3 separate regions of the Mus musculus genome follow, and regions 2 and 3 are each linked to region 1. Evidence: chromatin loops called from intact Hi-C (ENCODE). Cell type or tissue: left cerebral cortex. All regions are shown on one strand. Each heading gives the region's core, and the rest is flanking DNA. Links, peaks and the distances in the headings are about the cores only.

Region 1 (10,525 bases), core at 1,088-9,087:
GCACTTGTCCAGAATGACCTGTGCCAGCGGTTCCCAGAACTAGGCTGTTGTCATTGATGGACCCGGGTCTTCCCTACTCCTGAATCCCAGGGCCCTGGTCACTGAAGGGGCATTGACACTCAACAGACTAACTCAAGAGAGGACATGATGAGAAATATACATGTGCAGGACACAGACCAGTAAAATGTAGCCTCCAAACGCTCTGGGTCAATTCAGCTGTCCCAAGGTCTGGACAGACAATTCTGGCTAGTGGGTCACAGCTCCTAGATAGAAGGCTCCTTCCCCCCTCCCCCCAGGTGGCGCCCAGGGCCCGGCTCAACTCTGTTCTTTGCTGACGACCAAGTCCCTGAAGTCAGTCCAGGTTCTCTGGACCTCCTTGCCTGAGATTTAGCGGCAGTAACTTGACTAACGGGAAACTATGTCAGGCTCTATGTGGGAAGGCGATTCCTCAGAGCTATTGAAATGTCTGAGAGACACTATTGTATCCTTGATTGTAGGGATTGCCAGACCTGTGTCTCCTCTGGTCTCTTCTCCAGCCCGTAAGGGCCTCAAACTTTAAGAGTTATGTCCTAAAGTGCTCAAAATACAAGGAGCCCTTTATTGCTCAGCACAGGTTAGGGAAGTGGCCAAGGAAAACAAAACAAAATATAAAATTTAAAAAGTTAGTTTACCTTCACACCAAACCACTTATCTGCTCAGAGACTGACATGGGGAGGCGAGGGTGGCCTTTCTCATGCTCTCCTGCTTAGTGTAGGAGGGTGTCCCCTTTCTGCCCTGTACTCTTTAGCAGTGGCCTCCCTAGCCATTGGCACGATGGTTAAGCACAAAGTATTTATTGCTACACCAACCGTACCTTGGTTGGAGAAAAGTAGCTGGCAAAAGGTAGCGCAGGGGTGGCGCAGGACACAGATCAAGGATTGTTGCTCTTTTGCTATCAAAGCACAGTTTTGCTAATTCGCTCCCCTCTCCCGCCTCCCGTGGAGCACGGTAACGAGTTGTTTCTTCCTTCCTCTTGTTGTCGGTCCTCGCAGATCAAGGATCCATTTTGTTGGACAAAGATGGGAAGAGAAAACACACCAGACCCACGTTCTCTGGACAGCAAATCTTCGCCCTGGAGAAGACTTTCGAACAAACGAAGTACTTGGCAGGACCAGAGAGAGCACGCTTGGCCTATTCTCTGGGGATGACGGAGAGTCAGGTCAAGGTGAGTGGACCTTTGACACCTCCTGGGATGGCTTCCTTCGCACGTGCACGAACGTCTGAGTCAGTATTTTTCCCCTTACTAAACTAACAAATTGGGCTGAGATGGGTGGGGGTGCGCACCGAGGAGCCTGGGGAGAAGTGGGGAGCGGGGAGAGAGTTGGGGGTTGCCCAGGCCCTGGAGTCTTTTGGAGGCAAACTATTGGTGAACAAAAGATATCAAGTCCCGCCTTAGAAATTAGGCTAATCTAGACAGCAGCCTGTGCTGGGAAAACGCGCCTTTATCAGAGAATAAAAGCATTAAGGAATATCCCGGAGAACAGATAGAGCCGATTAGAAAGCTCGGTTTGCTTTATTTGTAAAGACACTCAAGCCATTGTTTGTCAATTCAGGCCCTAGTTAGATATAAAATTTCTTATCGGGGATCAGCAGTACAGCGCTTCTATAGTGATTTGTAGATGAGAGAGAGAGAGAGAGAGAGAGAGAGAGAGAGAGAGAGAGAGAGAGAGAGAGAGAAGAATTCAGTGGAACTTAACAGCGATAAAACTTGCTTTTTGGCTCAGATAAAAATGATTGTTTGGAATAGTAATTTTGCAAATGAGCCGACAAGATTATTAGTGTATTGAATAAGATTGAATTCCGTTTAAAGCAAGTTTATTCGCAAAATTAAGATACTGCAGCTTATGACAACAATTTGTAATTAAGATGTCACTCTGCTTATAATTGAGTTGTATAGTGCATTTCTAGGGAACCAGATTTTAGAAATCTGCCCCTGAAAATAATATTGAGCCGGCTGGGTAAATTCAGTATGTTGGTTTCCTAGTTTTCTCTGGTCTCTTTTGTCCTCTCTCTCTCTCTCCCTCCCCCTCTCTCTCTCTCTCTCTCTCTCTCTGGATGTGCATGGGGGGGGGTGTCTGCTTTCTTTAGTTATATTGTTGCTCATTAAGGAGCGATATCATTAAATCTTCCACTGCAGGTTTACTTTCTTGCTAGCCAAGTGGCACACAATATATTTCAGCTGAGACTTTTCATGTGGCCATTAGAAAACCATCACATTCAAAATTATTTTTGCAGTGGGTGGCTAGAGAGCCTACCACCTTAATCTGAGGGTGTTCATTTGTCACCATAAATATGTCCGTATGGCTAGAAGTGAATTATTATAGCAATATAAAGAAAATCACTTTCTTAACAATTCTGATTTTCGGGAAAAATACATAACAGATGAGAGGCATAAAAGGAGGGAAATTCAACATCTTCAGAAAGATGGTTGTTTACAGCAATTCTTCAGATTAAAACGCATGTGTCAGACCCATGTCAAATATCATGAACAGGTTGAACATATCTGTATTTCAAATAAATGTCTTAGGCAGCAGCAACATGCCGCTAATGTTTGGGGAAAAAAGGCAATATTGTAACAGAAAATAACACAACTCCGAAACTTTTCTATTTTAAAAAACAGCAAATGGTGATGTTTCAGCTTTGGTTTTATGAGTAACCTTGAGGGCGGGGAAAGATGGTCAAAGCATCTTCCCCAGCATGATGATAATTCTGGCTCAGATCTTAAATATTTTCATGCCTCTGCGATTGTTGCTACGGGTATATTGAAATTTTCATTATATCTAGAAAACTTCAGATCACACACACCTTAAGTTTGGTGGAGAGGAGAGGAGTATTTACCACCAAAGTTAGCACGGATTCGGGCCTGAAATAAGTAAACAGTCTAGTGTCCAAGAGTGAGAAACAGAGTGGAGAGAACTGACTTTAATGCTGAGGTTTTCCGTACGAATCACAGCCCACTGTAGTTGTTTAAAACTTCTTAATCTACAAATACAATCAAGGACTAAAAATCACTACTACGGGAAAACTAAGCTAGTTTTCCTTTCCAGTTGGGCGGGACGTAGGAAAAGCAAACGTATTTTTAGGGAAACTTGTGCCAAATCTTGTTTTCACCCTTTCTGAGAAATGGTTTACCGATGGCCTCTGTGAGCTTGTGTTACTATCGCTATGGCAACGGCGGTGGGTTAGTGCGGCGGTTAGACTGACTTTGACGGCTGGACCCCGGAGGCCCGGGAGGGATGGTGGCGAGGAAGGGGCCCGGGTCTTCCGGCGCTCACCTCCTCCCCGCCCTGCCTCTCCCCCTCCCCTCCGCTTCCCTCTCTTGGCCCTCAGGTCTGGTTCCAGAACCGCAGGACCAAGTGGAGAAAGAAGCACGCAGCCGAGATGGCCACGGCCAAGAAGAAGCAGGACTCGGAGACCGAGAGGCTCAAGGGGACTTCGGAGAATGAGGAGGATGACGACGATTACAACAAACCTCTGGACCCGAACTCTGACGACGAGAAAATCACTCAGCTGCTGAAAAAGCACAAATCGAGCGGTGGCAGCCTCCTGCTGCACGCGTCGGAGGCCGAGGGCTCGTCCTGAGCGCGACCAGCACCGCGGGGATCGCGACCGCGTCCCACAGCCGGTTCCCCCGGCCCCCAGTATCCTGGCTGCTCGCCGGGCCTTTACTATTTTCTAAGATGTACATATCTATTTTTTTAACCTAGAAATTGTGGCGGGGAGGGTGCGGGTCGGTAGCACGGTGCGCTGATGAGGAGAAAAGGAGCCCGCCAAGTGCACTGCTCAAAAAAACAAAAAACAAAAAAAAAAAAAAACAAAAAAACAACCCTCAGCCGAACCCGCATCCCCGCGGCTCCCCAGGACCCTTCCCACCCGCGACGTCAGGCGTCCCCCATCCACGCTCCGTTCCTTGCTCTGCGGTCCCTGCACCTAGCCGTGTTTCCGAAAGGTTGTCGGCCACCGCCTGGTGAGAATCTCGGAGCCGAGGAGGGCAGCTGCCACCTAGGGAGAAAGGGACGCTCTCCCTCCCCCCAACTGCTCTGCCGACCAAGTAACCTGTTGAAGGCTCTATGTAAATAAATTGTGAGTCACACTGACTAGAAGTTACTTTATTGTGAATATTTAAAATGTAAAATGCTTTTTGGAATTTGATATAAAGAGATGGACCTTTACTCTCGTTGGTTTAAGGTATTCACACCACTTGGCCGCCTTTCATATTAACTTGAAAATCTTAGAAAACAATGTCATAGCTCTCCTCAGACACCTCCCAACTCACTTCTCTTTCGGCTCTGGGTCTTTCCGAACCGCTTTTTCCCTTCACCAATTCTTGCCCGGCTTTCAGACCTTGCTGAGCCCCAGGGCAGCCCCAGACCCCCATCTTCTGTTCCGCCCCGGGACTTGCAGTCTGAGATCCCGGAACCCGCGAGCTTCTCACAGCAGCCTTTGGGTTCTCCTCCGAATTTGCACAGTCGTTTGTTGCTATTTATTAGTGATTAAAAAAAATCTTGGGGAGGGAAGGACTACAATATCTTGTATTTAATTTAACTCCTTTCTGATAAAAATGCGTGTTAAAAGTAGATGGTGGGAATTGTTACAAGCGCTCCGGATCAGAACATAAAAGTTCCACTTAGTTGCTGTAATTGAGTTCAAAGTGTTTTGTATCATAAGAATACTATAGAATATGTAAATTGTTTTTCTTTTTAAGCTAATAACGGTGATATTTAGCCTCTTTAACATTTATTAATTTATAAGAGGAATTCGGTTTGTAAAGAAAAGGCAGCCCCTTTGCGAGACCCATGAAATGTAATGCACTTTCTGTTTCAAAAGATAAATCGAATTAAAAACAGCAACAAAAAAAATAGTTTGAAGACGTCTGTTGCCTTGAATGAATACGTACAGGTCACCTGACCTCATCAGCGATCTCAAATAAAAATCAAGAGCACAAAAAGGTGTTAGATGGCTTCCTGAGTGAAATAGCTGTTGCTGTTGCTGTTGCTGTTGTTGCTGTTGCTGCTGCTTCCCCTCCTCCTCCTCCTCTTCATTTACATCATCTATTTGGACGAATCATCCATATCCCCTTGGAGTGGCGGGAAGAAGAGACAGCCGCCTTCTCAGTACGTACTGGGACTGTCTGGTGGGAGCTTTAGTGTCTCTCCTAAATTTTTCCTGAGTTCCCTCCCCCGCCCCACGCCAGGAAGCCCCCGAGGAATCTAGGAAGACCTCAGCTGGTGTCGGAGGCAACTCCTTGGGCAACCCCTTATTTGATTAGCTTAGGGGAAGGAGGGAGCTGGGAGCGGTCCCTCTGCATTTGAGATGAGCGGGTTTTTTTTTTTCTTTTTTTCCCTTTTTTTTCCCCCTACAGTCACCTAGCGAATTGCAGAACAGTCCGGAACCCCAGAATTGCCCAGCACGACGATGAAGGGAAAGAAAGCTTATTTTAAGTGACCTGGCAGCCTTTTTGTGTTATAGACACAATGACCTGAGCTTTTCCAATGAGAGTGTGGGGGCGGGGGCGGGGGATGTAAAGGTTACTGTCCTGTTTTTTTTTTCGGGGGTGTGTGGTTATAATCAATTTTTGCTTTGCTTTCAGACATTCAACTATAGGTCCAAGGATACACATTTTTTTCCCTTAGTGGTGCAGTTAATGAGACAGATCAGTGGAACCTCTGTATGGAAACTGTTTGGTTTCCTAGAGAATTCGTATTTTAAAAAGTCCCTGACGCCCCATCCCTTTAGTTGGAGTGGCTAAGGGAATTCTCGTGGTGCATATTCCTGATAGCCTGGTTCATGGGGGGGGGGGGGGGTGGAGAGAAGGAAACCACCTCCTTTCATTGTCTCCAGTTTGCAAAGTTCTCCAGAAGTTTCTAATCCATTTTAGTTTCTGTGTTCTTAGCACAACTGGGGCATTTGTCCTATGGAGAGGCAGCGGATTGGTAAGAACAGTTTATTCTGCTGGAGCAACAGAAGCTTAATCCTAACTGTGGACAAGCAAGAACCCCCCAACACACACACACCCCTTCAGTATTTCTTTCTTCTCTTCTCTCTTTTCAGCATTCTCTTCCTCCTGCCTATTATATTCTTTCCCTCCTCCTGGGTCCATTTCTTCCCCCCAGTGTTCCACTATTTCTCTCTCTCTCTCTCTCTCTCTCTCTCTCTCTCAAGTGAACGTTTGCTATCTTGTAACTACACTTTATTGCAACAAATAAAACTCCTTTCCCCACTTTACCCTTGTCAACTTTTAACCTCTCTGCTGCCCTTTGAGAGGGCCAGGAAACAAAAGGAAGAAAAAATTCACACTACATTGTTTCTGAATAAGGATAATAACAACCACCAACAGCAATAGCTGGGAAGATGACAGCTGAGGTAAGTGGATGGGGAGGAGTCATAGAAAACTTCTGAGTAAGGTGGGATTGTGAGTGAATCATCTGAAGGCTGACAGTGTTTATTTCAGGTTAGATGTGTGGAGAGGGGCCTGCCACACACCCTTTAGAAAGCATTCTCTCTATGCTCAGGGCCCTTAAGATGTGAAGAAGGGGTTGGGGGTGGGCTGTGCTGTGGCCTCCACTGTGCCCCACCCTCCAGGTTGGCTGTGGTGGCAGAGGTTCTGTAGGGAGCCTAGCAGGCAGCCCAGGCTCTGGGGCCAGGCCCCACAGGCATCGGCTCTCTTTTTCCAGTTGACTGCAGCAGTGACTAGAGGTTTCCAGTTAATTTACTTCCATCCCAAACTCCAGCTGGCCACCAGTTACCGCTGGCCCCTTACAGCTGGTAGGAAGGGAGGCGTGGGTGGGAGGATGCCTCCTCTATCTCCCTTTGTCTTGGTTGGTTTGCTTTCTTTCTTTGCAAAATGATCAGTTCTTTCTAAGAGCCTGGTGGGGAGGCCAAGAAAGCTGGTTCCTGCAAAGCAGCCAAGGGAAGAATCATTTGGGGTGGTGATGTTGTGGTCATCATCGTTGTTGTGTTGTTTCATCTTGGCTAAAATTTGTCATGGCATTAACAACCATAAAGATCTGATAAAGCTAGAGGTTCATGATTTAAAGTTTTAAAAAAAAGTCACAAGTGATCACTGCTTTTATTAGTGTAAAAAAAATAGCAGGTGTATGCACGCGCCTGCGTGTGTGTGTGTGTGTGTGTGTGTGTGTACTGTACATGAAATGTAGGACACAGAGTTTTGATGCTTGTTGTGTGTGTTTCTTTCCCTAATAAGGAAGTTATTTTGGAGGCTTCTAGAGGGCTGGGGACAGAATGGCTGAAGGAACAATCCATTCTCCTGGACTCACCCGTCTTGCTCAGTTCTCTTGCGCACAAGCTCCATTTTCCTACGTAGTGATTAAATTTCCCTTTGGTACACACTCAGGATTCTGAAGCCAAGCCAGCTTTACTTCCAGAAGCTAGAGGGAGGTGGAGAGTATTGGATGTTTCTAAGCTTGTGAACATTTTAATCTGCTTTTCCCTTCTTGAGGACAGTGGGAAGAGAGAGGACTCAAAGTGCAGGCAGCGTGTTCCGGAAGGCCCTGCTCTTGGACACACTGTATGTCCTATGTCACGGAGACTAAGGATGCAGTCTGGAGTCGTGAGAATGGCATTAAGCCAGCACTAACTTGGGGAGGTATTCCTCCCTTTAAATTGGTGTACACTTGGACACACACACACACACACACAGAGAGAGAGAGAGAGAGAGAGAGAGAGAGAGAGAGAGAGAGAGAAAAGAGAAGAGAAGAGAAGAGAAGAGAAGAGAAGAGAAGAGAAGAGAAGAGAAATTCCACTTGGGAACTCCTAGCACTGAATAGCTTAAAGGGACAGTGGCTCCTTTGTTACTCCTCAACAATGAGCTGGTGTAACAACAAGAGAGGTAAGTGTTGATTCTATCTATAAACTCTATTTTAGGCTAATTTGAAGAGCTTTTTCTATTTTCAACACCCCTCCCCCTTTACCACACACACACACACACACACACACACACACACACACACACACACACACGCAAAGAATTTTCCACCCCCAGATCTTCAGTAACCCCCCTCCATTTTCCTCAGGAAAGTATTAGTTTATTCTGAAGCACTTAGTAGGCTACTTCAGGGGGCAGTGTGTCTTTCCTTCTCCCCTGCTGTCCCCCTCTTTTCATCTTCCTTCAGGGGGCAGTGCATCCTCCCTGGTAAAATGCTTGTCTTCCCTTCCCCCCTCTTTCCACCCCCTTTCCCCTCTGCCTCCCCTTGTCCCTCCATATCTCCTTCTCTTCTGTGTCTCATTTCTTTCTTTTGCTTTCCTCCCCATTTCCCTTCTTCTCTTTTTTCTAGTTCCCCCTCCCCTTTCTTTCCTTCCTTTCCTGCTGGACTCAAACTGGAGATTCTCCTGTTCTTCCTCATAAGTGCTGGGATTGTGGCCCCAGGCCACTACATCCAACTAGACCTTCTTGGAACACAGTGACATCCCCCCTCCATTAATTTATTAGTAGAAAGTTAATGGAGAGAAGGGAGGTGTGACCAGCATGACTGGCTGAAGGATCAGGTGGCATTTCCCTGATACTGGCTTGGAGTGCCACAAACTGGAGAATCAATCTTGGTGCCTAAGTTCATCCTCTGATCTTCCTTTCCCATCCAACCCCAGTGACTGGAAGATGAGCTGTCTTTGATGTACATCATTTGTTCTGAGGCTCCTGAAGCAAACACTCAATGTGTTCGGTATCTACTGAAGCCAACCTGAAGTAGAGCCTCTTTTATAGCCACAGTGTCTGTTTTGAATAATAAGGGCTGGTTCAGATGGGGATACATTCAAAGACAGAGTCCTTCTTCATTGGAGGGAGTGGGTTTCTACCATGCAATGTAGTAGGTGTATATTATTGCTACAGACTCTATCATATACAGGATTCCTAGTGCTTCTATAATGCTACTGCCTTCCTCTTCCTCGGGGGCAGCCAAAAGAAACGTTGAGGCATTGTTATACTATTTGGCAGATACTTAAAATTCAGGAAGGAAGCCAGTGAGCAGCTTCCTTTCCTCTCTGTGCACAGATTTGTGTTTGGTCAGGGTACATAAATTATGAAAAAAAAAGTCAGGTTTCAGGGGACAAATTTTCTCACAGTACACAGAGAAAGTTAAGGTATCTGGAAGAGCTCTCAGTCACTTAGCTATTACCACCGCGTGTAGACGCAGTGCACAGTGCGTAGTGCACAGTCATCTTCAAGCATACAGGGGCCTGTGAGGAGACCCATTCCTCTAATGGACCCTCACAATGGTGCAGTTACAGTCTTCTCTCCAATAGCCAATTGCAGCTTTGGCCTCTGTACTTGGCAGTATGGTTAAGCTCTTGAAAATAATTTTGTGAGCCCACTCTCCCCCAGAGAAGCATCTTCCTCCCTATGACATTCACTTGCTCCACGAGGACTTGTTAACTTTTTCTCTCCAAATCCTATGATCTCAAGAGAATGAGTGCGCTGGAGAAATTTTTTATATTGGCCACAATCACAAGATCATACAGTGTATGAAAACCAGGCTTGGGCTAAATCTTCTAACTCTGATTGGCTGTACAGTACTGTTTAAATGGTAGCCCCCCACCCCCGCCCATGCCTCAGTGTTCTTGACTGTACAATGGGGATGCTGATTGCCCTCTCAGAGTTGTTGGGAAAATGGAGCATATCAGTTCACGTGAGGTTTGCAGAACAGAGCTCGACACAAGGTTAGGAGGTCGATCATTCATCATCAGAAGCAGCTGCCATCACCCAGGAACGGTCTCATCCAAGGTTACTTTTAGCTCCAAGGCAAGAGAGTTACTCGGTCCAGGAAAAAATCATGACATGGAAGAGAAGACAGTTTTGAGGGCAAGGTTTTGTTTTCCCTCATGTGAAATTTAAAGGGCAGCTAGCTGAGGTGTCCTAAGAGTATTCCCCCCCCCCTAAAAAAACCCTCTGGATTAGTCCTTCCTTGAAAAAGCAGAGCCTAGTCCCCCTGGTCCTGGATGAGGGTTTCCAGTGACTGAAGGGTACAGCTCGTTCTGTTCTCTCCCTTTGATCCCTGTCCTGGGGAAGTCGGTGGCCTCTTGCTCTTTTTTTTTTCTTTTTTTTTTTAAGTTTATTTTTTTATTAGATATTTTCTTCATTTACATTTCAAATGCTATCCCGAAAGTCCCCTATACCCTCCCCCAGCCCTGCTCCCCTACCCATCCACTCCCACTTATTGGCCCTGGTGTTTCCCTGTACTGGGACATATAAAGTTTGCAAGACCAAGAGGCCTCTCTTCCCAAAGATGGCCAATTAGGCCATCTTCTGCTACATATGCAGCTAGAGACATGAGTTCTGGGGGGTACTGTTTAGTTCATATTGTTGTTCCACCTATAGGGTTGCAGACCCCTTCAGCTCCTTGGGTACTTTCTCTAGCTCCTCCATTGGGGACCCTGTATTCCATCCAATAGATGACTGTGAGCATCCACTTCTGTATTTGCCAGGCACTGGCATAGCCTCACATGAGACAACTATATCAGGGTCCTTTCAGCA
Region 2 (10,525 bases), core at 1,251-9,250, 120 kb after region 1:
GATGTTATGAGCAAGGCGCATCTTGCTGGGCAGGAGTTTGCAACCTTGTTGGGCTTCTTTAGTTCATGTTGAACAAATCTCCCACTTCTGTGGATCCTTCATTTTTTTTAAGGCAATAATTTTAGAAAATTAGAAAAATCAGCATTTGGGAAAATGAATTCGATATTAGCATTTTTCAATCAGGACTGTAACCTCTGAGCTGGTGAAGTGGCTTTGCCAAATCAATCTATTTAGGAAATTAAAAAATAAAATTAGGCACATTTATTGCAAATTAAAGTGAAAGGGAATTGAACAATTTTTAACAGATGCCAGCGGAGATACATCCCTGTGAGATCTTTGTGTCAATAAGAAATGGGCCAGTCTCAAGACTTGTGTATTTCCGGGGAGCTACTGTGGTAGGAGATCTTACACCTACCACAGGCAGGCTCTGAGGTGGAGGACACAGCAGGACACTGGGCTACCCACAGAACTGTCTTCTGTCTTTTATTTATGTATATATTCAGTCTTTAAGGAGTGGGGCAGGGAGCAGATCTCGTGCTGGGCAGCTTGAGGAAAGGGTATTTTTTTTAAAGTTACTCTGATTGTTTGAGAGAGGGGGGGGGGTCTTATTATACACCCCTGGCTGGCCTCTCAAACCCACAGAGATCCACCTTCTTCTGCCTCTGGGGTGCTAGCTGACAGTTTAATCATGTTTAATGTGCAAGGAGCAGTTCAGGATGTTTGTAATTAAAAGGGATCATCTACTGAGGATAGTAGGTAGGAAACCACTGTCACCCTTTGTTCTCATGGGGTTTTCACACCTATCTATAGTTATAGTCCATGGGACCTGATGCCTTCTTCTGGTGTGCAGACAAGACACCCATATACTAAATAAACAATCTGTAAGAATCTTAAGACTAATTCAGGGCTATAACTGCCTTTAAAGCAAGTGGGCTTGTCTGCTTGTTTCCTGGGTGTTCGTTTCACTTACAGTGTGATTCCCTTGGTGTCTAGTCCAATGGTTGTGGAATCCAGAAAGGATGGAGACAGCTAATTCTTATAACATGCTGCTATTCTCTGAAGATCAGGGCTGTGCTTACTGGCAGTTCTCTGGGAGGCTTGGGACCATCATCACAAATGGGTCCATATTCTTCTGGCCTTCAGGGTATCAGCTATTGAGTTCATACACTAATCTATTCAGGCAGAAGCCTGAGGGTCAGCAAGTAAGCCACAAACAGAAGAGTGTTTGCTTTACAATATGACACATCTAGAGTTAGCCCTCAGAAGATTACCAAGTGATTCTGAAAGTCTGCTAATGATTTCCACCCTACCCCTGCCTATGGTGGAATCAATCGAGAGCACTCATTGTCCTCTAGGAGGGGCTTTCTCACTGGATTATAATTCACAGCCATAAGTGAATCTGTGACCTTGAAGCACAATAGAGAGTGGCACAGGAGATGCTCTCTGTGCGTTGTCCTGCTGACTACTTCATGATCACGCTGATCAGGTGTTTGGAAATAATACTCATGGCTATGTGAATCTAGCCGCCTCTGAATCTCCCCGTCTCATATTCTCATTTAGAAGCTCCATCTATTGGACAGGGCTGTTTTTAGGAGTGAACGCTAACAATATCTCAGACCCTGGTCAGAAATCGGTGTGCTCCCCACCCCTTTTCTCCTCCTCCCCTTGCTCCTCCTCCTCCTCCTCCCCCTTTCTCCTTCCCCTCCTCCTCCCCTTCCTCTTCCCCTTCCTCCTTCCCTTCCTCCTTCCCTTCCTTCTCCTCCTTCCCCTTCTTCCTTCCCTTTCTCCTCCCCTTCCTCCTTCTCCCCCTTCTCTTCCCCCTCCCTCCTCCTCCTTCTCTCCTTCCTCTTTTTCACTTCCTTATACTATTTATTGGCACACAAAGGACACATGAAACAAGTTGGCAAATGGGTTCCAATAATTATTGCTACACACTTTTAATTTTGTATCACATAGAATCTTTCCCACAACTAAGTATCAAGTTTTTCAAATTTTCTTAAATTGAACTCTTTAGAAAAAGAGGGTTTTTTTTGGTCTGAACCTTTCTTCTGCAACTTACTGCCTTTTTGTTTTTAGGAAAGTAACTCAATGTCTCAGAGGGATCCTTTATCATTATTATTATTTATTAAAGGTGAAGAATTATTATTTCTTTTCTACTGCCTTCCAAATTTCCTCTCTATCAAACAATTGAATCGGAGTTTGGGAGAAAAAAACCAAGTACTGTATAGATATTAGGTTTCATGAACTAAATGGAAACCATTTGCTTTGGATTTTTCTTCCTTCTTTGCACCTAGATCTTTGTGGCAGGCAAGTAGCTAGCTTTATGAAACGGGATCTAATAAAACCCCTTTGAGTAGAAACCCCTACCATCCTGACGGTGTGAGCACAGCTCCGGGCTGGGGACACAGTTCCTGGGGGACTTTCGCTCAGGTTTGCTTTCCCTGCCCCAGGACACACTGTGCTCTGGCCTCTATCCCTTGCTTGCCATTGCTCTTTAGTGCAAATGTAACCAGAGAGACCGAGAGCGCCGGAGAGCCAAAGCTGGGTGAATCCTCAGTGACCGCGAGCCACTGGGGACTTCGTAATAACTACTGTAGTTTCTGATGCACCATCTCCTTGCTCTTCACTCAAGAAACATGCAGACGCCTTCAGGAAGGAGGTCCAAGTGAAGCTTGACAATATTCTGGGAACTCAAGGAGGGAGCAGTGGTCAAAATGTGCGTGTCTGAAGGAGGCCTTTGTGCCCAGAAGCCGCCCTGCTTGCAAACGCCCCAATTTATTTTCCAACGGAGACATTAGTGGTCTGGGGGTAGGGTGTGGTTATCAGGAAGGAACAGAAAGGGAAGCGTACACTTAGTAGATCCCCCAAAAGTAGTAGCGCCACTTTTGGAAGCCACAGCCCAAGCCACAGCGTCCTCCAACAGCACATTCAGCCGGTGTACTAGGGCCAGCCTTTGGTAGATACGGTTAGGGAGTTTCTTTCCTGCGCCTTCCAAATGGAAGTCTATTTTGACTAAAAGACAGTAAGAAAGGTGTCGCGGCTGAACAACAATTCTCTCTCTCTCTCTCTCTCTCTCTCTCTATATATATATATATATATATATATATATTTTTTTTTTTTTTAAGAGAATTATTTTCTACTGGCACTGCGGGTGGTTTTGAGTGGTCTTTACCCCATCCCTTGCGGCCATACTGGGTCATGCTTGCTGCGTTAAGGCGGGAGAGCCGAGCCTGAGCTTCAGCCTCCGAGTTCCCACTACTTGCAAGGTTTTAGCCCAGGCTTATAAAAGTCATTTCCATTTTCAAAAGCGGCGGAGTTGGTCAAACACTTTGGAAACTTTCCCCGAGCCACCCGCCCCCACCCCACCCTACTCCATCTTGTTCGAGAAATGCAAATGCAAAGCCAATCCTATTTTATGTTAAAAAGTTGAAAAACATTTCAATGTATTCTTGTCTTGTATGACTGGCTGAGAGCCTCTAAATCCCCACCATTTACCAAATTAAACTAATTGAAAGTGCTTCCAAAAGCCACATCTGTAGGCTGACGTTTGTCCCTGCCGTTCACTTTGGGCTCGGGAAACTGCTCTCCGTTCCATTGATCCCTGTATAGTCATGCCTGTCAGGAAGCCACATCAGCCATTATCATTCTAATTTTACTGCCTTTCTTGGTCCCTAATCTAATTTGCAACGATGCTTAAGCATTTCGCAAGGCCGCGGCACTTTCTTCAGAATTTCAACAAGAGCATTAAACCCCCAATTTACATTAATGAAGTGCACATTTAATTAGGGGAGAAGGTAAATGGAGGGCTCTTCAGGAGCAGTTTGATATGATGAGCACTCCAGAAAGCAAGGAGATGTATCTGATAAAAGGCTCGCCATACATCACAGGGCCGGATTCCCTTCCCGCTGGCCTCCCGGCTCTCTCCCAACCTCACCGTCCCACTCGTTCCCACCCATCCATGAACTCACTCTACCTCACTGAAATCTGCTCCGCAGCCGTTACAATAAAATATGAAAGCGGACCTGTCAACAAAGCAGGACGCGGGGCAAAGAGCTATTTAAAAGGATCACGTGGTTTCCAGTTCTGCTGCCCTCCGAAGGGGAGATTAACTTGTTCTTTTCAATAATGAGAAACTTAGAAAGGCATCCCCAGCCTCCCTGGTTAATGAATGTGTTAAGCACATAGGCTGAGCAGCCCAGAGACACACAGGGCCCAGAGGCCTTTGGGAAACTGGTGGGCAGGGAGGCACTTCAGGCCATGGGTAACGTGTTGAATTAATTACTACGTATGTTTTAAGTTGTGATGGTGCTGGCTGTGGCTTCTGACCAACAGGTGTGTGTGTGTGTGTGTGTGTGTGTGTGTGTGTCCACACATGCGTTTATTTCTGCACAATTGTTTTCTTTGGTCTTTCACTATACTTTTTAGCTGCCTGTACTTCCCCTCAGTCTGAGGATGAAAGCAGAATTTACATAAAACTTTGATTTTTGGAAACTTTCTATCTCTTTCCTACTACTGGCTATTTGCGGTGTGTGTGTGTGTGTGTGTGTGTGTGTGTGTGTGTGTGTGTGTGTGTGTATGAACTTTCCATGCTTGGATGTGGGGGCCAGATGTCCACTTTGAATATATATATATATATATATATATATATATGTATGTATATTTACCATTTACTGCCTTTTCTTCCTTTCCTTTCCTTTCCTTTCCTTTCCTTTCCTTTCCTTTCCTTTCCTTTCCTTTCCTTTCCTTTCCTCTCCTCTCCTCTCCTCTCCTCTCCTCTCCTCTCCTCTCCTCTCCTCTCCTCTCCTCTCCTCTCCTCTCCTCTCCTTTTCTTTTCTTTTCTGCACTGAAGTTGCAACACCAGTTGGTCAGCTAGACTGCTGGCCAGCAAGTCCTTGGGATCCACCTGTCTCCACACTGCCAATGCCGAGGGCTGAGGTTACAGATTTGTGGACTTCCAACTCCCGGATTTATAAGGAAATTGGGGATGCAAACTCCAATCCTAATTGTTTTGTTTTGTCTTTGTTTTTTTGTTTTGTTTTGTTTGTTTTTTCCTTCTTGACAGAGTTTCTCTGTGTGGAGCTGGCTGTCCTGGAACTCTCTTTGTAAATCAAGCTAGCCCGGAACTCACAAAGATCCACCTGCCTCTGCCTCCTCCCGAGTGCTGGGACTTAAAATCTTGCACCACCACCCCCAGCATCAGATCCTCATTCTTGCATAGGGAGCACTTTGCCTGCTGAGCCTCCCAGCCTCCATTGGTTACTTAATAACAATTCAATAATAATTGTGATCAACCCTCCTGGGAAATTACATGGCTTCAATAGAGCAAGAATGACCCCATGACCGACAGCTACTTCAGGTTTAACAGTTTATAATGTTTGCTACTGTGGAGGTTAAAACGAAAGCATTTGTTTATAAGAGGGTATATTTAGCTGTTTATGTAAAAGGGTTCACAGTTAACTGGAACGTGAATGTTACATTTCCTGCAGACAAGCATAGATTCTACTAGTTCAGCAGCCCCAGTTGGAGTCTGATGTGCAGCCACATCGGATCCTTCTCTGCTCCCCACTACTTTGGGACAAGTACAGGTTTCACACACAGATAGGATCGACCATAATGTCATAGGAAAGGAAGTAGGGAGTCACTTCCTTAGAATGACATTGTTCAAAATCTAGAAGACAGGGTAAGTGGTGAGAGATTGTGAAAACGAGAAAGACGTGAATAAGAAGAGGGTGAAGAGAAAGAACGAGAGTTAGGAAAACTGAGTGCACTATGGAACTGGGTTGTAGAGTGACAACAGAGGTTTTCCAGTGTGAACACCAGGCTCTGGCGGGTAGACGGGCGTTAATGGCGTGATAGCGCACGGCTCACGGCCTCTGCAATGCTCGACTTGCCCCACTGCAGAATATAGGTGGTAGCAGTCCTTTGTATGGTTGCTCTGAAGTGAACACAGTTCATGAAACACTTGGGAGGCTGCTTGGCAGTTCATAAGCACTCAATAGACGGAGAAAGAATACTCAATATGTCTTACTAGAAAGAAGGCAAGGTTAGATAAACAAATGGAAAAGCCTTAGGAAACAGTGTTATGAGAGAGGATGCACACAATGAGTGAGTGGCAAGTGTTAAGGAAGAGCAAACTGCATTTGCTTAGCCAACAGCTTCCTAGTAGGACCCCTGTCAGTCCTGTGGGCGGGGCCTATGTCAGTCCTATGGGCGGGGCCTATGTCATTCCTATGGGCGTGTCCAACAGAGAAAGAGGAGACTGGGTGGACTTGGAGAAGTCCACACTCATGACATTAAAAACAGTCTCAGATCTAGATGACTGGAATCTACTTTCCCAAGGGCGATTTCAGTGGAAATTGACTTTATTTTAAGTATACAAAGAGAAGGGTGTTTCTTTGAATTCTATGTAAATCAACGTGGCACTCCTCAAAAACAGCACCTGTTCTCTGTTTTCAACACCCAAGTCTCCCCTTAGAGATAACTACTGCTGTGGGTTTTAAAGATGTTTCCAGAGCTATTTCATGAATATTCATATGATTTGGTTTTTAAATCATGCTCTTCTTTAACCTTTTGGTCTCACCGAGGCCTGGATCACATACAATCCCACAGCGTTCTTTCTCTCTTTCCCCACTAATTAAAGAAGACTTGACCATTATTATTATTATTATTATTGTTCTTGTTTTAGCTTTTTTTTTTTTTGGCTTTTCGAGACAGGGTTTCTCTGTGTAGCCCTGGCTGTCCTGGAACTCACTTTGTAGACTAAGTTGGCCTCAAACTCAGAAATACACTTGCCTCTGCCTCCCGAGTGCTGGGATTAAAGGTGTGTGCCACCACGCCCGGCTCTAGCTATTTATTTTTATTATTTTTAAATTCGGTATGTGTATGTGCGGTGTGTGTGTACGTGTGGTGTGTATATGTGTATGCTTGCATATGTGTATGTGCGGTGTGTGTGTATGTGTATGTTTGTGTGTGCATGTGTGCATGTATGCATGTGTGTGTATACATATGGCCTTGACTCCTCAAAGCCACCAATGCTGGGGGCTGAACTCAATCCTCTGGAAGAGCAGCGGGTATTCATAGCCGTGGAACTGCCTCCAGTCCTTAACCATAACTGAAATGTAAGAAACATACAAGCCTGCAGGACCTGTCACTTTTGAAAGTTTATGTTTCAAAGAGCCAACATGACTGAGGACGGTGCTCAGAGGCAGCCAAGCTGAGAGGGTGGGGACTTTGGATGTGAGTAGTGGTCTCACATCTACAGGGACTGATCATTGTCTGATGTGAGGACAGATGCTGTGGAAGAAAGATTGCTGATGACAAAAGAAAGGGCAGGCTAAGGGCTGGCATGTGTCATGTTTTGTCTGGGATTCAGAGTTATCTGGTGGCACAACAGGCCCAGTGGCTTCCTGGAGCCAAAGTGGACTCTACCTGTTCTCCAGGAAAGAACTTTTGTGGGAGTCGGGTCTTCAGTTGCAGCATTCATTCCTCATCTTGAAGGTAAAAGAGCTGCTGTGTCCTAGTGGGGACGAAGTCCTAATGAAATGGGTGATGGCTTTGCATTTGCCAGATTTGTACAGTAGATGGGCCGTGACTATTTCTCCGGTAATAGAAACTTGGTGTGGGCTGAGGAGTGTGCAGCCAGCACTCACGTCAAGGACTGTGATACAGTTCACAGGGAGGGCTTGGCCTTGACCACCGTACCTGAAAGCTATGCTAGAAGCTTTGGCTAGACCTAGAGTACACCACACAAGCATTCGGACACGAGAAGGAAAAGTTGGCCTTTAGTCATGATTTCTCATGCATTCAAAACCTGTCAAAATTAGGGCGATTGATTTTTTCCGTGTAATTGTCCTATTTTCTTCATCCTCCTTCCACCCCGTTTAATTAGGAAAGGGAGGACTGCAAATAGAACACACTGCCAAGCAATTTCCCTTGTAGGGTTTGGTTAAGAATACATAAGCCATATTTGCCCTCTCTCTAAATATACTGCTTAATTGCTTGTGAGAATAGGAACTTGAGCTCTTCTGCAAAGAGCTTAAATTGGTTCTCTTGTTGACTCGAACCTGTATATGAAGCAGACAAGGCTACTGAGAAGATCACAAGGGCCTAGCCCACCGACCTCTTTTTCAGCACACCCTATGTAGGGGGATAAGCCAGTACTGCCCAGCTGTCTTCAGAGTCTCGGTGGACCAGATTTTCGTTTCTTGAGAAAGTAGCTATTGTATTGCCACCGCAGCAAACCTACCACCATCTTCTCAGGGTAGCCTTAGTCTGATATGGATGGCAACCCCAATGTTGTATGGATGGGGTGACTGGGGATGAGAGAGCAGAAGAGATACAGCCACTGTCTGGAATCTTACAAGCTGGCTGCCGAGCTTCCTGTCCTGCTTATGAAGAGAGACACATCCAAGAAGTGGGACTAGATTTGACAGAGCATACCCACTTTCTAGGGCCTGATCTGAACTATGTTCCGTCCCTGGCCCTCAATCAGTTTACCCATCATAAGTAATGTCATGGTTTCTTCTTTAAGTCGTTCAAAAATACATTTGTTCTCCATAATAGAGAGAGAAGCTCTAGCCAAATTATATTCTAATGTATCAGAGCCTTGAACCCAGGGGCCATTTTGCATTGCTGGCTAGGTGGCTGCTGAATACATTATTAGTCCAGTGAGGTTTGTGTCGGCTTTGTGAAGAGGCTCAAATGTGTGTCTGGGTGTAATTTATCCTGTGTCTGCTAGAAGCCCAGTAAGATGCTATTCCTGAATTGAGTCACAATGGAAATGGTTGTGTTCATGGCAGAGTTGTCATGTGCCCCCCTGGAACAGCTGCACTACAAGCTCAAAGAAGCCGACGAAGGTGAAGAATTTTAAGTAAATGCTCTTGAATTTCCAAGTTTCTTCCTGGTCTGAAAGAGTCAGCATCAAGTATCTTCCCAGTTACAAGGGCACAGAGAAGAAACCACAACGTATTCTCCCATGTTAAGGACTCAGACTCTTAGGAGAAGTGGTATAAGAAAAACATGAAGACTTCTCAATGAGAATGTCTTTGAGCCTGCTGGCTTTAGTTCCTTGCTGAAGGCAGTCCATCAGGTCAGCTCTATGCTATGCTAAGTCACCTGTCGCCCCGACATCCGAGTTGTTGGTTATGAATCTGTTCACCAGATACCTAGCCACTGCTTTACTGATCTGCACTGACCAGTCTCCTGGTGGCTGCATAGGGGGAGTGGCTATTCCCCAATACTTCCTTTAGAACCCTGAAGCTTAAAGCACACTGGAGTTGCTGCTGTTAGCAGAGTCCTCACCTGGTTACCTGCCAGGTGGTAATACCACCATTTGGGAAACCGGAGTCTCCCAGGTGAGAGTTAGTTGGTAGGGGCAGGAAAACATTTTGTTTTGTTTGTATGCTCAAATAGCAGACTAGGCACTGATGGGGCCTGTCTTTGCTAGGTGCTCATGGGTCATTCTTGTGAGCTTACAAGGGCTCTGCACACCCTGTGGTAGGAAGCTGAGAGGAAGAACCATTCTCCTGCTGGCTTTGTACATGCTAGCATCTCTCTGTAAGGGTGAGTTTGATCTCTTGGAGCTTTGTGTATGCATGGAAAGGTTAATAATAGCAACTTGGTAGAAAAAAATGTCATGTAAATGTGGAAAAACAGGAAATCCATCTTTCCCATCGACAACAATCATCATGACAGACTAACCAGGAACAAACACCGTGTCTTCATAAGGGATGGTGGGCTGGTGAAAATAAAAGAGTAACCAGAAGGAACAAGGCTGTGCGCCAACCTTTTCTTTCTTTTCTTTCCTTTTTTTCTGTATTGTTTTCAAGCCCAATGTGCATGTTGCAAAGGTAGAATAGCACCATGCCTGCCTGCATGCTGCCATGCTTCCTGCCTTGATGTTAATGGACTGAACCTCTGAACCTATAAGCCAGCCCCAATTAAATGGTGTCCTTTATAAGAGTTGCTTTGGTCATGGTGTCTCCTCAAAGCAATACAACCCAAAGCAAGATAGCGCCCTTAGGAATCGCCTGCCCTAGGAACAGAGCAGAGAAACAAATACACAGCTCTAATTTGCATGATGACCTGCTATGATTGATCGCTTGTCGATAACACCCTGTCAGCACTCAGTATGGCCAGATGCTGCCCTTTACTTCTCACGTGTATTTGCTCATTTAATCCTCGTGGTATAATAGGAAGTAAGTTATTCCATTATTCCCATTTTACAGACAAAGAAGCTGAGGCCCAGCGACGGAGAAGATGGATTTCAGACTGGACAGAAAGTTTGTTGGGCCTTTATTTAAACACTACTGTAGACCACCTTGTGTGTGTGTGTGTTTTTTGTTTTTTGTTTTTTGTTTTTTTTTTTTTTTTTTTGGTTTTTCGAGACAGGGTTTCTCTGTATAGTCCTGGCTGTCCTGGAACTCACTCTGTAGACCAGGCTGGCCTCGAACTCAGAAATCCGCCTGCCTCTGCCTCCCAAGTGCTGGGATTAAAGGCATGCGCCACCATGCCCGGCTGTGTGTAT
Region 3 (10,525 bases), core at 1,314-9,313, 290 kb after region 1:
ACACGCACTCAGCAATACTTTCTGAATACTCCTTAGCTCAGTGAAGTTGGTGTGAAATGAGTCTTCACAGAGGCATTCCATAGAGACTGCCATTGACTCTGTCTGACAGGCGAATACTCTGAAAGACATCACTTGTTGCTTCTATGGCACAGGGATCATTGAGTCTGCTGACTGTAACACTGATCTTGTGAGACAGCCAGGTGGACTGATTCTAAGATTTATATTTTTTACCCTGAGCAGGTTACTTAAGGGCCATATATTAATTCAGTTATTTCATTTTGAAGTAGTTTAGCGTTCACATAGAATGACGAACAAATGTAACGTTAGCGCTCCCTTCTATGGATGTTGTATACTTTGCTTCAAAACACAAAATCCTACATCCATTCTTGGACTGGATTTATGCCAGCTATTATTGGATGCACTAGATTGAAATGAGTGTGTAAATTTACCTTCATATAAATCTCTCTCTCTTTGAAAATTATTTACTGAAGTTTTAACAAACTTACCAACTTGATGACTTATAAAACGTTAGAAGATCATCTTAGAAGAACAAAATGTTCCTTGAAATGATACTTAGTGTGTCCTCATGAGCTACCTTTAATGATAATTCCACGAAACAGAAATCTACAGGTAAATACTCCTGGTGTTTATTAATTAAACTTTTAAAACATAAAAAGGAAAAATTCTATTTTTCCAGTGGGGTCAACTGCACCACTTGCACACAGCAGACAAGGGCTCCATGCAGAGGTCCTCACCCGTGAGAGACAAGGCCAGGCGAGCGGCTTTCTTCCCGCTTCTCTGTAGATGAATTAGCCATGATCTGGGGTCATGTTAACTTTGCCATTTTTGTACAAAATCACTTAATAAATTGATTGGGACCTTATCTGGGTGTCAGTGTCACTCCACTTTTAGAGATGTCCAAACTGTTTAAATATCAAAAACAAACTGGAGGACGACTTAGTGAGGGAGGGCTCGCGCCGCCTGCTGAAGATCAAAGGAAGACGGATGACTGCATACATTTGACATCACCAGAGAAGAAGCTCGGTGTTTCTGTCAGCCCAGGGCCAGACTTTTGAGGCTGACCTCAGAACACAGTGAATGTGGGAGCTGTAGAGCCAGAATGAGCGCCTATAGAAATGGCCACACTTTGAGCACTAGGAAGGTGCCTGTTAGAACATGAGCCGAGATCCGTGTCACATTAGAAAATGAATTAGCCTCATTCTGACCCAATCACAGAGAAACAGAATCCTTGAGGTAGACAAACGGCGCACACCTTTAATCCCAGCACTCAGGAGGCAGAAGCAGGCAGATTTCTGAGTTCGAGACCAGCCTGGTCTACAAAGTGAGTTCCAGGACAGCCAGGGTTATACAGAGAAACCCTGTCTCAGAAAAGAAAAAAAAAAGTAAAAAGCAAAATATCATATTAATCATATAACACTCCCAGGTGGCTATCAAAAAATCGTCAGTCCATCTTGTGACCACATTTTAATTCATGGGTGTTTTATTAACTTGGGTTTGGAGTCAGAGTTCTCCGTGCATGGTCGGGTAATGAATGTATTCTTTATCTGGTTCTATATTACTGTAGGAGATCAGGTAAAAGGTAAAAAGAGACACCTCAAGAAACACCTTTTCCTTTAGCCTTATGTGAGTTGTTCCCTTGAATGACCTGATCATAAAGTACGGTGTATATGGAGAACGTTTGTAGAATCCAAGTGCTACCAGGCTGAAAAGCAGGCTTAAAATATAAATTCCCATAGTGCTTCACCTAGCATTTTAGGCTCCTTGTGCAGCTGTATAATTGCAGTCTCCATCTTTTCCTGGAGATCATGGCGCTCTTGCAGTGAGCCGGCACCTGGTGACAGAAGCAGAGATGGGCTGGTGACTTGAAGCCACACTCCAGCTGTGTTTGTCTGTCAAAGATGCTCTGGGCTTGAGATAGGAAAAACTAGAATCCATAGTGTCACAAGGACAGTATGACACCTGTCCTAAGGTTATAATGTATTCCACTTGTGTCTGAATGCCCACAAATTCCTGAGCCAATTTGCAAAATGCTAACTAAATTTCATATTTCAGACATGAACACAGCATATGAGAAACATCTTATAAAAAATATGTGATGTTTTATTACGTTAAATCTCCACAGCAGAACATGAATACCCATTCACGATCCTGGATACCATTTAGCCTTAAGAATTCTTAAATGATATTGGCATTCAAGATGGCATGAGACCCAGTTGTGTCCATTTTACCTTATTTCCTAGAGCATCTAATGACAGCACCCAATATCTAATAGATGTTTGAAAAGATATGCTGGATACTCAACATTAAATAATAACTCAAAATGGCCTTAGAGTGTGAGCGAATTGATTTTCTCTCTTTCCAATCTATTTCATCGTGCGTTAGGAAACAGAAACACTGTTTACCAAGACTCTCAACCTGAACTCTGGGCTACAACCTTGAACCATGCTTCCCTTGTTCCTGGTACTGAGTGGACCCAGCACCACCCCACCTCTGTCTCCCACCTCTGTCTCCCACCTCAAGTCAGAGTGCTGAAGCCCCTTCTAAGCCACATTGCTTCTTCCCTGGACCCTTGAGATGTCCCTCACCACACACGCAAGTTTCTCTGTCCTTTCTTGATTCAATGTGTTCTCTTCAGAACACCCTGGATGAACTACAAGGATGAATTGATCATAGCAGTATGTTGATTAAACCCTGGAAGGGCTCTCTACAAACTCTGAAGAAAATGGACTCTTCTACTAAAGTCTACAAGATCTGTAGTCCTGAGGTCTCACCCACCTCTGCAGCCAATTCTGACTCCCCTAAGGTCACTACTCACCATCTACATGTGTGAGAAGTATCATGTTGTCCCCTGCAATCAGCTAAGACGCCTGCCTGTGGGTTCCCTCTATCTGCCACAAGCCTCCCCCTGGCCATGGGTGGCTGGTTCCCTCATCCTTTCATTTCATGGTTTTTGCCCCCTGGGGGGAGTAGGGGTAGAGGGAGGGAAGGGGCGGGGGAGGGGGAAGAGGACGGGAGAGGGTCCGACCCTTTTCTCAGTCAGTTTTTTTTTCACGACCCCTCCTTAATTACTTCACTCATTTTTTTTTCAGATCTTAAACATAGCACTGAATTTTACAAAAACCATAACTTGCGCTTGGTCTCTTTCCCTTAGAACATTAGGGTACGTTTTAAAACTTACTGTACTGGACACAATACAGTTCTGGATGAATATTTTGTTTTTGATAAATAGTAAAACTTGAATTTATTTTACCCAAATGTATTTTATTCTTGTGCATAGAGAAGACAGATGGGACGCTTCGTTTTGGCTTAGTTGCGGTCTCTCCTCTATCAATTTACTTGTACATCTGCCTCAGAGTCTGTGAAAACTATGACGAGGCGGTGGAGGACTCAGAGAAGCAAAGACTCTACCCTTGTGCGTTTACAGATAGGAAAGGTGGGTCACAGGTACAACGGTGACTCTCATGTTTGCATGTGGGTGCCTGGGAAGGCTACCATTCCCTTCTGCTGACTCTTGCCTCACATTCGATTGTGAATGTGGCTTTAGGGAAAAAATTATTTGTGACTGGGTTTGCAAATGACGTAGGGTTGGATATGGGCTTCCCTGAACAGAGAACGTGGAGGTGTGGACAAGGTAGGGAAAGAGAAGACCCTGTAAACACGCTGCAATCCTGGTGAGAGGGACACAGTCTGTGCAAAGAATAGGGAGGGGGGTCCATTTGGAGACTTAGTTTAAGTCAAACTGTGTGGGTTTTGCCGTTGTCTGCTCAAATGTCGCCTATTTGGATTAGAAAAAGGGAACTCCCTAATGGTCTCAGAACTGGGTTGTAACCTAAGGATAAGAAGCTTCTGGAAGGCTTCTCTGGGACCGCCCGCAAAAAGCAGAGCAGGGGGAGACCGCAGCAAGGGCGCTGGTTGCTGGTTTGAAAACCTCTAGTAAACCTTCAGTAACAAGCCCTGTGGTATTATGGGAGGCATGGAGAGAAGTGAATTGGGATGGGTCCTGCAAATCAGTGAGCCCCTTCCTGAGGCTCCCCAAGGTAGTAGCCATGGTAGCAAGGGGGTGTGCGGCGGCGGGGGGAGGGGGGAGGTTGCGGGGCCCACGAGGGGGGGGGCGGGCGGGCGGGCGGTGTAACAGGATGAAAGCAAGCAGCTCAGCACTGATTATAAGGACAGGTGTTGTGTTTAGTTTTCTAAAGGAGGAAAACTGAGAGGAGGGGTTCAGTTGAGATATGTTGAGGTGAGGAAGGAGATTAATTTTGGGGTGAAGATTATGCTGAGGAGGTTGTGAACTTTATGCCCTGTTTGGCTCCCTGGATGGAGAGAATTCTAGGTGACTCACTATCCCTTAACGCCATTGTGAGGAGCAGTGTTGGAAGAGCCCAGACGTCTGATTCCTGTCTATGTGACCTCAGAGAATCAGATGACCAGTGACTGTCAGACCACTGAGGGAAGCTGAAGTCCCTATCCAGAGCTTGAGGGATCGTCTCAAAGGGAATCTTGAAATAGCTGCAGCCTCCGTTCCGGTGAAATGGAAACTTTCATGACCGTTGTAATCTCAAGAACACACGGAGAATTCAGTGGCATAACGTATTTTATTGTGCCTTGTAAACACTTTCGGGAGAATGAAATCAGCATGTGTCATCTACGGGTGTCGGGTGTTGGAAATTGGATACATCATGTGGTATAAAACTGCTTTAAATAAATAATTGCCACTTTTATAGTTTTTATAGTGTTTTTGTCCCCAGCGACACATTCACGCTATCATCAAGGTCAGGTAAATTGACACTTTTCCTTAAAAATTCTCAGTTGTATAAAATCTGAACAAGCACCAAGGGACCTCGGAGCTCTGCTGGTGACAAAGTCAATCACAAGGTCTGCTGCCGCTCCCAGCTAGCTGGAGCCAGCTTTCCCGCACTGCCTCCCAGTGTTGGCGGCGAGAAGTGTGAGCCGAGCAGCCACCAAGGCTCTTTCTGCAGGGCCGCGAGGAAAGCTCTCCAAGGCTGCAGAGCTCAGATAGATGCTGGTTCTTGGGGTTTTTGAAAACCACACAGAGCTTCTCTCTCAACCTTCCTTCAGCACAGGACGCTGAATGTCTTTGAAGTGAAAACATTCCAGAATGAGGGATGTGAAGTGCCATTGCAACAGCGACTGTGTGGTAGATCCTTTAAAATAAATAAGCTCCGCGTCCACTCCCAAATAGATGGCTTTTGTGCGAGCATCGGATGGGTTTGATAAGGGCGGTGTTACAACATTTAATGAGGTGCAAAGGAAAAATGGCTCTTCTAAGTTCACATAGCTGTCATTACATTCTCTTTTGTTTTCTTTCCTTACCCAAACTATTCTTTACAGAGTAATACCCAGATCTTTTGATACCAGAAGAGGGGAGAGGGAGGGAAGAAAAAAGAAAGGGAAAAGATGGGGAAGAAAGGGGAGGGTGGAGGGAAGAGGAGAGAACTGAGAGGGAGAGGCAAGAGAAGGAAGAGAGGAGAGAGAAAAAGGGATAGGGAGAGAAGAGAAATGAAGAGAGGGAAAGGAGAGAGGGATAGGGAGAGAGTAAACAGGGGGAGAGGAGAGAAGGAAGGGAGGAGAGATTTCCTAAGCCCCATTCTCTCTGCTTCCACTCCCTGTCTTTTCTTTCTTTCTTTTATTACCTCATGGGTTTTGTTTGGTCTTTTCATTTTTTGATCAATAATAATCCTGTTGATTCCTGCTTTGTAAGTCATTCCTTCTGTGGCCACACTAGCCAAATACACTGTGGATCCCATCTCCCTCATTAGTATTAATGCAATAATGATCACTCCCTTTCTTGGCTCCCCAGACTTGCTTCAATATTTACACACAGGCTGAAGCTGATGGAGCAGGAGTACCGAGCCTCTCACAGGGTGAGCAGCAAGAGGCAGAGGGGTGGGTGGGGAGGGGGTCTGGGGGTGGAACTTGTCTCCCCCACTGCTCCTCCACTGAGTGGAGTGCATGGTGGGTGTAGAATTAATAATTATACGCCTTAGATTTATTAATTAAAGGCCCGGAAACACACCCCTTCCCTCCCTGCTTGTAACACTAGCCCTGTGCTGAGGAGCACTGATCTCACTCCAGCCCCAGTGTGTCTGTACCTTTCAAGTAACTATACATTCATCAGAGTCAGGATCTTATCCCTCCTTCGGTCTTCCTGAAAACTTAATTTCATATGCAAAGGCTTTACCTCTCCCCCCCCCCACCCCCCGTTTATGAGCTAGTGAGAACAGCAAGTCAGCTTCTGCTTTCTTCCTCCTGCCATGTTGAAGTGTTTGCTTCATTGTGGTAGCAGTTAGAGACTCTTCCAGGAAACTCTTTCTTCCGGAACAAAGTTAAAATTAAAATGATGTGTTCTCGGGGCTGGAGAGATGGTTCAGACCTTAGGAGCCCTTATTGCTCTTATAAAAGCCAGGGTTGGGTTTCTAGCACCCACACAGTGGCTAATAATCATCTGAAACTCCAATACCAGAAGATCCGATGACCCCATTTGGTTTCCATGGTGGCCCAATGCATGTGGTGCACAGACATACATGCAGGCAAAACACCCATACATGTATAAAATATACATTTAAATACATTTAAAATATGTATAATAACATAATATATTTTAATATATAACATAAATATAAAAGTATATTTAAATAAGTCTTTAAATCATATGTCCCCTTACTTTTATATTGGATATTTTCTTTATTTATGTTTCAAATGTTATCCCCTTTCCTGATTTCCCCTCTGAAAACCCCCTTTCCCCTCCCCGTCCCACTGCTCCCTAACCCACCCACTCTAGGCTTCCTGGCCCTGGCATTCCCCCACACTGGAGCATAGAGCCTTCACAGGACCAAGGGCCTCTCCTCCGATTGATGACCAACTAGGCCATCCTCTGCTACATATGCAGCTAGAGCCATGAGTCCCACCATGCGTTTTCTTTGGTTGGTGGTTTAGTCTCTGGAAGCTCTGGGGGTATTGGCTAGTTCATATTGTTGTTACTCCTATGGGGCTGCAAACCCCTTTAGCTCCTTGGGTCCTTTCTCTAGCTCCTTTATTGGGGACCCTGTGCTCAGTCCAATGGATGGCTGTGAGCATCCACCTCTGTATTTGTGAGGCACTTGTTGGCATCCACAACAGTGTTTGGGTTTTGTGGTTGTTTATGGGATGGGTCCCCAGGTGGGGCAGTCTCTAGATGGTCATTTCTTCAGTCTCTACTCCACACTTTGTCTCTGTAACTCCTTAGATGGGTGTTTTATTGCCCCCTTCTAAGATGGATAGAACTATCCACACTATGGTCTTCCTTCTTGAGTTTCACGTGGTTTGTGAATTGTAAAACATATGTTCTGAAAGCATTTTTAAACACTAAGAAATCCCAGAACCAATGTACTTAAGAATGTGGTTCCTCTAATTTCAAAGAGAAATTATAGGTATTTTTCTTCTATAATGCTACTTCATTTCTTAACCAGACAGCAAAAGTTTTCTAGTGATACAGATTCGTTTTAGAAACAAGGGGCACTCCTCTGAGGAATATTTTTCCCCCAAGAATGAGATATTTGTGTATTTTAGACATTTGTACATCCTTTCATGGAAGAGCTAAAAACTTTTCTCATTGTTCAGTGATTCGAAGATTTGTTTTTATCACCGGTGGTTTCCCCGTTAGTGCCAGGTCTGCAGGGGGAGCGTCCCTGCTGAGAGTCCAACCATTTCCCTCCTGGTGGTCTGCTTCTAAGGACCCTCAAGAATCCTTTTACATTCAGGGTAGTTACTGCTGATCCTGCACTCACTACCCAGCCGTGGCCAATACCCCTCAAATCTATTTTTGTCTCTGTTGGATCCTCATGGAAGAAAGGAGGATGCAGAGGATGGTCTAAGTGCCACGGTGAAAGCCCGATGTACCAGGAGAGAAAGATTCAGGGTGGGAACACTGAATGGGGGGGGGGCGGTTATGGGGGGTGGGGGTGGGAGGGCGAGGAGATAGTGAGACAGCTGCAGTTTTATTCATAGAACAGAGTGTTAGGAGGGAGAAAATGAGCAAGACAGGAGCAGTATCACACTGAGATGCCTGAGGAGAAAGAGCTCTTGGGCTTCAAAGCCAGGGTGTGGCAACTGCAAGCACACAGTGGCTCTGTGTGCTGAAGAGGAATACCTGCTCCCCAGAGGATAGACGAAAGGACAAGCACTGTATGGCATTCTGTCAATTTTTGAAATATATATATATATATATATATATATATATATATATATATATATATATACCATCTCTGAAGGAATGCGAGTCATATCACTCCTAGATACATACCTGAAAGTAAGTCAGGATACCATGAGGATACCTTCACATCTATAATTGCTGCTACACGATTGACAGTAGCCAAATTATACAATCATCCTGAGAGCAAGTGGCCATTTATAAATGGGTAATAAGACATGGCATGTATACACCCGTTGGAAAAAATGGAAAGAGATGGAAATCACCATGTTAAGCAAATGAGCCAGATTTAGAAAAGCAAGTATTTCATCTTTTTATCCCAAATGTAAAAAGCACGATCAATGGGCACAGTGTACATGCCTGATTATGGTAAGACCGTTATTTTGTGCAATCATGTGTGTGTGTGTGTGTGTGTGTGTGTATCAGTCCTCAGGTTGATGTTGGGAAGCATCCTCAATTTTCTTCCATCCTACTCATTGAGGAAAGGTTTCTCAGAAAAATGCAGAGTAACTAGCCTGAGAATGCCCTGTCCCATCTCCCCCCTCCCTTCCTCCCGCGTCCTGCCCCACCAAGGCTAGATTTACAGGCAGGCTGCCAAGCCCCCCACCCAACATTCTAATTGGTTTCTGGGAATCCTACTTCTGGTCTTCACTCTTGCCTAGCAAGCATTTTGACGGGTTCTATACCCCCAGCCAGCCTTCATTGCAAACAGCTCAAGCCACAAGATCCTCTTAATGTTTTGATGGGGGGGGGGCGGTGTTAATGAGGACACCCCTTCTTAGAAAACTGCTCAGCACAGTGCACTTGCTCAGAGAGGGCCGAGGGTTCCCTGAGCTCTCAACTAGCTAGGTGACAAGAGAAGGGTTTAGCATTTCTCTTAATGCTTCCATCACCTCCTAAACCATCAACCTCATTCCACAGACAAGCAAATTCAAAAAGCCAAGTCGCTTTGCCAGGGCCACTGCTTTAAACGGTGGGGTCAGAAATCAGGGGTAGGCACCCACTTTCCTGCCTGACCTCTGCCAGGTCTTAGGGCTGACTGGTTTTCTGCTGGCTCTATGGGGTGATTAGGAACAACTGTGTCTCCTGGGTTACGGACTGGGAATATTCAAAGGAACTAAGGAAGGAAAAAACTTTCACCAAACTAATGTTTGTCTCCATGAAAGCCATGTCCCTTTTCAATATTAGGTACACAAATTATGACAGTACCACCCAACAGGGTAATAGTTCAACGTCAAGTAGGACATTTCTTAGAAAGCTCAGGGTCTGTTAGAAGGAATAGCAACCCATATAGAGGCAAAACACACTGTTCTGTGGCTATATGATAAAAGAATATGCACTGCGTCATGGGTAGACCAAGCAGGAACAGGTCTGTTCTCTGTGAGCACAGATACATGGACCATGAAACGAGAAGATGTAGCTAGATTTAAGTGGGATGGCACACATTATTTTTCTTTTGATGACACAAAGGGCTGGGATGGCTACATTACACTTATTTTATTTTCTTCCTTAATTTTTATGAGTCCTCTTTGCAGGCTCCCCACCCCCACCCCCAGCCCCCTGGTTTACACTGGTTTGCATTTGAAGCATTGATGTTGTGATCTAGGTATTTGTTGGCAGACTCTGGCAGACTCTACTCACTGCAGGGACAGGGGAGAGGAGAGTGGGAACTCAGAAGGTTCTAGAATCGAGTCGGGGTCAGCAAGCCTCTTTTCTCTACTCCACCTCTGTCGTACCACATCTACAGGAGACCAAGGAAAAGAAAAAAGGAGGCTTCCGAAGACCAGCACTGCAGCAGCGAGCCTAAAGGACGTGCATGTGTGTGGTTCCCTCCAGTCACTGGGAAAGTTTTTAATGCTCCTAGAAGCTAAAGGGCCTGGAGGGCCCCAGAAAAACCCTAGTGGCTGCCAGCTGACACTTGAAAGGCATTGGAGCCATCTATCCACCCCAGGAAGAGATGGGGAAAGGAAAGCGGTGGGGGGCTAGCCACACTGAGCGTGCTCTGTTGTTCCTTCCCTTTAAAAAAGAACATGTCACTGACAGACCCTCATCAATCATCCTCAGAGCACAACCCCACGGCCATGTTTGTAGCCTATCTCCATGTTTTCTCATGCATTCCTACATACAAGCACCCCCCACCCTCCACCCCCACTGCCTTTCTCTCATGTGTTTTTCTCTGTGCACTCAGCCCCAGCCACCGGCTTTGTTTGTGAGACTTAGTCTTTCTGAACAATTACTCAGAGGCATCGGCAAGGCAAGGCAGGCAGCACACAATGTGACGCCTTATTTTGCATGGCT

Evidence for each region. Hi-C counts contacts between places; a loop is a spot of excess contacts. Peaks named below come from ENCODE experiments on the same cell type or tissue, not always from the same donor. Only the 100,000 strongest peaks of a DNase experiment are listed, where the experiment ranks them.
Region 2: it touches region 1 in a loop (3-fold over the local background); 3 of 42 quality-filtered maps call a loop at or near these places.
Region 3: it touches region 1 in a loop (3-fold over the local background); 14 of 42 quality-filtered maps call a loop at or near these places.

What each region holds. Positions count from the first base shown.
Region 1 is chr5:101,652,513-101,663,037 of GRCm38, reverse strand. It overlaps Nkx6-1 (NK6 homeobox 1), which reads left to right. Exons shown (of 3, transcript NM_144955.2): 2 at 1,032-1,204; 3 at 3,370-3,854. The coding sequence ends at 3,621. It overlaps Gm42132 (a long non-coding RNA gene), which reads left to right and starts at 7,724. Exons shown (of 2, transcript XR_880487.2): 1 at 7,724-7,888. In left cerebral cortex, for the core only: no CTCF peak of the experiment used is centred there; DNase peaks (open chromatin) are centred at 2,236, 3,002, 3,630, 4,304 and 1 more place.
Region 2 is chr5:101,531,323-101,541,847 of GRCm38, reverse strand. No RefSeq gene overlaps it. Among named protein-coding and RNA genes, the nearest start is that of Gm29982, 63 kb to the left of the region's middle. In left cerebral cortex, for the core only: no CTCF peak of the experiment used is centred there; no DNase peak of the experiment used is centred there.
Region 3 is chr5:101,359,975-101,370,499 of GRCm38, reverse strand. No RefSeq gene overlaps it. Among named protein-coding and RNA genes, the nearest start is that of Gm42131, 84 kb to the left of the region's middle. In left cerebral cortex, for the core only: a CTCF peak has its summit at 4,936; a DNase peak (open chromatin) is centred at 4,958.